2 separate regions of the Homo sapiens genome follow, and region 1 is linked to region 2. A link is an interaction called in ENCODE POLR2A ChIA-PET data of the cell type or tissue named here. Cell type or tissue: HepG2. All regions are shown on one strand. Each heading gives the region's core, and the rest is flanking DNA. Links, peaks and the distances in the headings are about the cores only.

Evidence for each region. ChIA-PET counts read pairs that join two places held together with the same protein. Peaks named below come from ENCODE experiments on the same cell type or tissue, not always from the same donor. Only the 100,000 strongest peaks of a DNase experiment are listed, where the experiment ranks them.
Region 1: POLR2A ChIA-PET joins it to region 2 with 30 read pairs; 4 of 35 experiments call an interaction of 5 or more read pairs at or near these places.

The regions. Positions count from the first base shown.
Region 1 is chr6:167,761,087-167,763,998 of GRCh38, forward strand. No RefSeq gene overlaps it. Among named protein-coding and RNA genes, the nearest start is that of LINC01558, 34 kb to the right of the region's middle. In HepG2, for the core only: no CTCF peak of the experiment used is centred there; DNase peaks (open chromatin) are centred at 355, 925, 1,395 and 1,755; H3K4me3 peaks cover 858 bases.
Region 2 is chr6:167,681,764-167,684,675 of GRCh38, forward strand. LINC02487 (long intergenic non-protein coding RNA 2487) reads right to left here. Exons shown (of 7, transcript NR_117092.2): 4 at 1,957-2,482; 5 at 1,345-1,406; 6 at 570-684; 7 at 1-174. The region is part of intron 1 of LOC124901465 (a long non-coding RNA gene); the gene reads left to right. Among named protein-coding and RNA genes, the nearest start is that of LINC02538, 4.0 kb to the left of the region's middle. In HepG2, for the core only: no CTCF peak of the experiment used is centred there; a DNase peak (open chromatin) is centred at 1,428.

The sequences.
Region 1 (2,912 bases), core at 109-2,608, 79 kb after region 2:
AAAGATAAACATTTCATAGGAAAAGACCTGACTCAGAATGAAGGTAGAGGTGGCAGACCCCAAACCACACACATGCGTACAGTAGGTGCTTAACAAATACTTGCGGAACAGATGGATGCACAGAGGGGGCCTCATGGGAAGACCCTGGCCCTGAAGGCCTTGAGCATTAGGATGTGTGCTGAGCCAAGGTCGCCCCAGGGCAAGGCGGCTGGAGCGCTCCTTAAAGATTCCATTCACTCCCTGCCAAGAGCCGGCATCCACATGGCTGCCTTGGAGTGCTGAGGTCAGAGGTGAGGAAGTATTTTGAAACTGTGAAAACTTTGAGCTGACTCTCTGGTTCCCAGGACTCTGTCCAGTGCCCATGTGACGTGTGCTCTGGATGGGAGTCTGCACGATCGTTCTCCAGCCCAGCTCTGCCACAGAAGCTCAAGCAGCCAGGAGGCCAGCCACTGAGTGAGGAGGGATTGGGGAGATAGTCACGGTTGCACAGCAGACGCTGAGCCAGGCACTGCTCCTGGATTAACTCACTCAATCCTCACGACGGCCCGTTATTATTGACATTTTACAGTTGGAAAGACTGAGGCAGGGGGCCATACGGGGAGGATGCTGGGCACAGGGATTTAAACTCAGGCTGCGCAGCCCTGAAAGGCTGGCTCTTAGTCACCATGCCATGCAGCCTCTCTCAACCCAGAACACCGGATTACAGCTCTCCACTGTACACCCGTCCATGCCTCCCTCCCTTTTTCCCTCCCCCCATCCCTCCATCCACCCATCTATATATTACTAACAAGCCCATTGGTTTGGCAGCAGACCAAGCTGGGTGGTAGCAAAGAGAAGAAGAGATGTGGACACACACTGTGCACCTGCTACCACATGCATTAGGCTGTGTGCACAGAGAGGGCTGGCGCAGAAGGCCGAAGCGGGATGGGCATCTTTCTGTGACCAAGAGGAAACATCCCTAGATGCCTCCCTGTTCACCCCCACTTCTGGGTCCCATCTTTGTACTCCCTCTACCTTTCATCTCCACCCCTCGCTAACCTTACACGCCCCCCAGGAAAGCTTTTCTTCCCATTGTTTGCCCTTCCTAAATGTCACCTTAGTTCTGAACAATGCTGCGTTTTATACTAGTGAAGCATAAACTTCACCTATGGAAGGAAAGTAACTGGAATGTCCATGATAAATTACCCGGATAAGAGTAGCATAAGGGGTTGATTGCATTGATTGATTAGTGAAATTATCACCAGATATATCCAGTCTCCCATAAGCCGGGCAACAGACTCTATGGCAGGTGAAACTCACACTCCTGGGACAGGCTCCATTGCAAATGTCCTGACAAACTATGAGCTGTTTCTCAATCATGTTATCAGCGGTGCAAAATCCAGTGTCAGCACACAGCCACTGCCAGGAGACAGTGTGAGCACCAACACACAATGCAGTCTTTGTGTTTCCATCTGGTGCAAAAGAAAGGAAAACAGCTTTGGTCAATAAATAATACGCATGGCTGTTGCGGTTTTTCAATACAGCCAATAAACACAATCTTAAAATTGAGTTATATAATGCTACATTCATCCTTCATTTCTTTTTATTGGACTTGATCTACCTAGAGCTTCTGTAAAGTGGCTACCCACAAGAACATAGTTGAAAGCCAAAAAATAGAGTGAAATAAATCAAAAATAATCTCGACTTTCCTTCAGATTTTAAAACAAAGACCCTGTGTATAGCATCCATGTTACATGACATACCCGATGATCCTCTGTCCCCTGCTGAGTAAATGTTTTCCTGGATAGTCACGGCTAATAGTTTTGTTTTGTTTCATTTTGTTTTTGAGATGGAGTTTTGCTCTTGTTGCCTAGGCTGGAGTGCAATGGCACGATCTCGGCTCACTGCAACTTCCACCTCCCAGGTTCAAGTGATTCTCCTGCCTCAGCCTCCTGAGTAGCTGGGATTACAGGCATGTGCCACCACGTCCGGCTAATTTTGTATTTTTAGTGGAGATGGGGTTTCTCCAGGCTAATAGTTATTAAGTGCTGCGTTAGTAAGCAGTGCTGCTCACCAATATCCAATCTCTTCTCTCCAGCACGTGGAGGATTGGCCTTCCTGTAGCCCCACAGTGGGCATAGCCTCGTAGTGTGGCCTGGATGGTAGGTGTGTGTGCAGCATCTGCACAGAGCATGGGACCTGCTAAGATAAGACCCTCCAGCCTTCTCCTTCCCTCTTCTCTGGTCGTTGGCTGATATGGTTTGGCTGTCCCCACCCAAATCTCATCTTGACTTGTAGTTCCCATAATCCCCATGTGTCGTGGGAGGGACCTGGTGGGAGGTAATTGAATCATGGGGCAGTTACCTCCATGCTTTTCTCATGATAATGAGTGAGTTTTCATGAGATCTGATGGTTTTATGAGGGGCTTTCCCCCTCTTCACTCTGCACTTCTCTTTGCTGCTGCCATGTGAAGAAGGACACGTTTGCTTCCCCTTCCATCAAGATCGTAAGTTTTCTGAGGCCTCCCCAGCCATGCGGAACTGTGAGTCAATTAAGCCTCTTTCCTTATAAATTACCCAGTGTTGGGGATGTCTTCATTAGCAGTGTGAGAATAGACTCAAATGCTGGCTTTGCCAGGCCTGGTCCCAGATGAGGACAATGCAGCCCCAGAGGACTCACGGGTCGTCCCTAAGGGACACTTGGAATGAGCAGGAACCAAGACACCAGGCTGCTGGATTCTGCAGCATCCAACAGGATAGTGAGGCCTGTCCTATAAACTGGTCAGCACAGCCTCTCCTGTGGTCTGTCCTGCAAATGTGCACACTCTGTGCCGGATGCTGTTCTGAAACCTGCAGCTGTGGTCACTGCTGCTGTCCTCAGAACAGCCGCTGAGGCTGACCCCACTTCCCCCCATTTGACAAATGCAGAAACTG
Region 2 (2,912 bases), core at 90-2,589:
GATCCTTGTGGCAGAAATCCAAACTGTGGGGGTAAAGGAACATGAAAGCAACAATTTCCCCTTATGTCCTGCCCGATGCTATATAGTTGCTTCACAGCAGCCTCTTCACACCAGCCTCTCATCTTCATACCTTCTCTGAGGGTCTTGCTCATGGTGGCTTTGTCAGGAGATGCTCTGGGGGAGGAGGAAGCAGAGCAAAGCCCACCAGTGACACAGAGTGAACCATAAAGGTGAAGACAGTCATGCCCAGAGAACCAGGGATGCAGAAGTTCATGGAAGCTGGAGTTTGGGGCAGGAAGCATCTGGAAAAACATGAGTCTCCTCTTTCCCCGCCCTCACCATCACCCCCAAAACATGGATATCCTCAGAAATATCTGGGAGGATCCTGGATTTCCCACATGCAAAGATAGGGGATCAGGTCCAGAAGGCACAGCTGTGCTCAGGGTGCCTGTGTTTTGTGAACTAACTCAACAACGGACAGCGCGAGATACACAGAGCCACACTGTGGCTGGGAGCCTGGCCGCCGTCTTCCTGATCCCTGGGGCCGATGGCCAGAAGGGCTTTCTTACCAGGTGCTTCCCAGGAGCCTGGGAGGAGGTGACGCTGAGCACAGACACCACATCCTGCAGCCGTCCTTGGTCCCGTCTCAGCAGGCATTCCCAACAGAGACCCCACCGAGAGCTGCTGGGAAGGCAAGGAGATGTGGGTCATCGTCATCAGCTAAATGGAGGGTGGCATTCTGCTTCTACCATCCAGCCAGTGCCACAGATCAAAGAGAAATAAGCTCGGCAATTTTCCTGCCATCATTTTGTTTTGAGATAAGGAAATTATCCACAATCCAATTATGAGGTGTAATGTCACATTCTTTTTTTTTTTTTTTTTGAGTCGGGGGGGACACGGTCTCACTCTCTTGCCCAGGCTGGAATGCAGTGGCACAATCTCAGTTCGCTGTCACCTTGACCTCCTGGGCTCAAGCAGTTCTCCCACCTTGGCCTCCAAAGTAGCTAGAACTAAGCAATCCATCCACCTTGGCCTCCCAAAGTGCTGGAATTACAGGCATGAGCCACTGCACCCAGCCCATAATGTTGCATTCTAATGTGATAACAAATTGAGTCAAAGTGTGTCCATTTCCTCCAAATTTGTTTGGAACAAAGAAAGTCTTTCATAACTTGGTCATATTAGATATTTGTAAAATACAGTTTTGATGAACACAACCCTTAGTGGCCCTTAACGGAAGTACTTGTGGCTGACAACAAACTCAACATCCCTGGGAATTTTGCTCAAAGAGTTGCCACAGTGCCAGGATGAGTTTAGGGGAATGCCATGCTGGCCACGCCTGCTCACCTCTGTCCATTCCACTGATAAAGGGCCAAGTCCAAAGGATTCCTGCCTTCTGTAGCTGAAATCTAAAAATGGAAACGCTCTGTGTGAGTCAGCATCAGATGTACAATTGGGATGTGTTCGCACAGCCGCTTCATTCCGGCCTGAGAACAAGAGCACTTTGTTTCCTGTTTGCTAAGGAGGTCAAGGTCCCCTGGCCGTCTGCGTGTGGGTTTCCCTGTCTCAGACAACTGTGCTGTGAAAGTTTCTTCAGTGCATGATACTGGCCCCCCTCCTGCCTCTGGACAGAAGCCTGTCATTATTGTCACCGGTGAGGAGACATTTGTCCCCCATCACGCATGAGGGACGGAGAAGAGAACTCCTGGCATTCCACAGGGGATGGAGGGATGGGGGTGCAGAGCCACCCGCTGGCCCTCAGCCCTGACTCCCAGCCTCTGAAAAACAACTCTACGACAAATCCTCCTTCTGAGCCTCCACTCAGTGTGCACATGAGTGGCTCCTGTCAGCGGGAGCTCCATGGGAAGCTTCTAAATACGGAAAAAGTGGAAATGGCATGTTGCCATGCAAATGTGGCCCCACTAGACGTTTGTCCCAAAATGGAGCATCCTAGAGTACCCATTCTTCATCTCTGCCTTGGGAAGATGTTCGCCCAAGCGCTTGCTTGATTTGCAGATAGAAACGTTGTCCCCACTCTTGTGTGCAGTTCAAAGACTTCACACTTGACAACTGAGAGTCCACCAAAGGGAGAAGTCGGACCAGCCCCCAGCCAAACACGGGAGAAAATAAGGACTTAGGAAAACCAGCACTGAGGCCTGGAGGCCTGGAGCTCCAAGGGGCAGGTCCCATGAGCATCCCGTTCCACGTGGTTTTCACCAGCTTAAGTCCCATCATTGGCACATTCCTTTCTGAAAAAAAAAAAAATCAATTTTCATGGCAGCTAAAGCACGATGCATAGTTCAGGATTCTGTGTCCATCCAATGCTAGCTGCAGATCCAAGCCCGAGTCCCCTCCCTTCGGTGTTGAACATCCACACTGCGCTGGAATGTGGTCAGCAGCGTTCACAGTTGTATCTTTAAATGAATCTTGTTTCTGGCACTCAGGAGTTCATGTCCAGGAGGGCTCTGATGGGAGTCAACTCCATCTAGGAAAAGTAGAAACACCTGAAACATAGTACTTTGCAAATTTTAAAAAGAAAAGACATACCTGTATTAATCCATTCTTGTGTTGCTATAAAGAAATACCTGAGACTGGGTAATTTATAGAGAAAAAAGGTTTGATTAGCTCATGGTTCTGCAGGCTGTACAGGATGCATGACTGGGGAGGTCTCAGGAAACTTATAATCATGGTGGAAGGCAAAGGGGAAGCAGGCACATCTTCGCATGGTGGAGCAGGAAGAAGAGAGGGAGTGAAGGGGGAGGTGCTACACACTTTCAAATAACCAAATCTCCTGACTCACTATCACGAGAACAGCAAGGGGGGGAATCTGCCCCCATGATCCAATCACCTCCCTGCAGGTCTCTCCTCCAATATTGGGGATTACAATTCAACATGAGATTTGGGTGGGGACACAG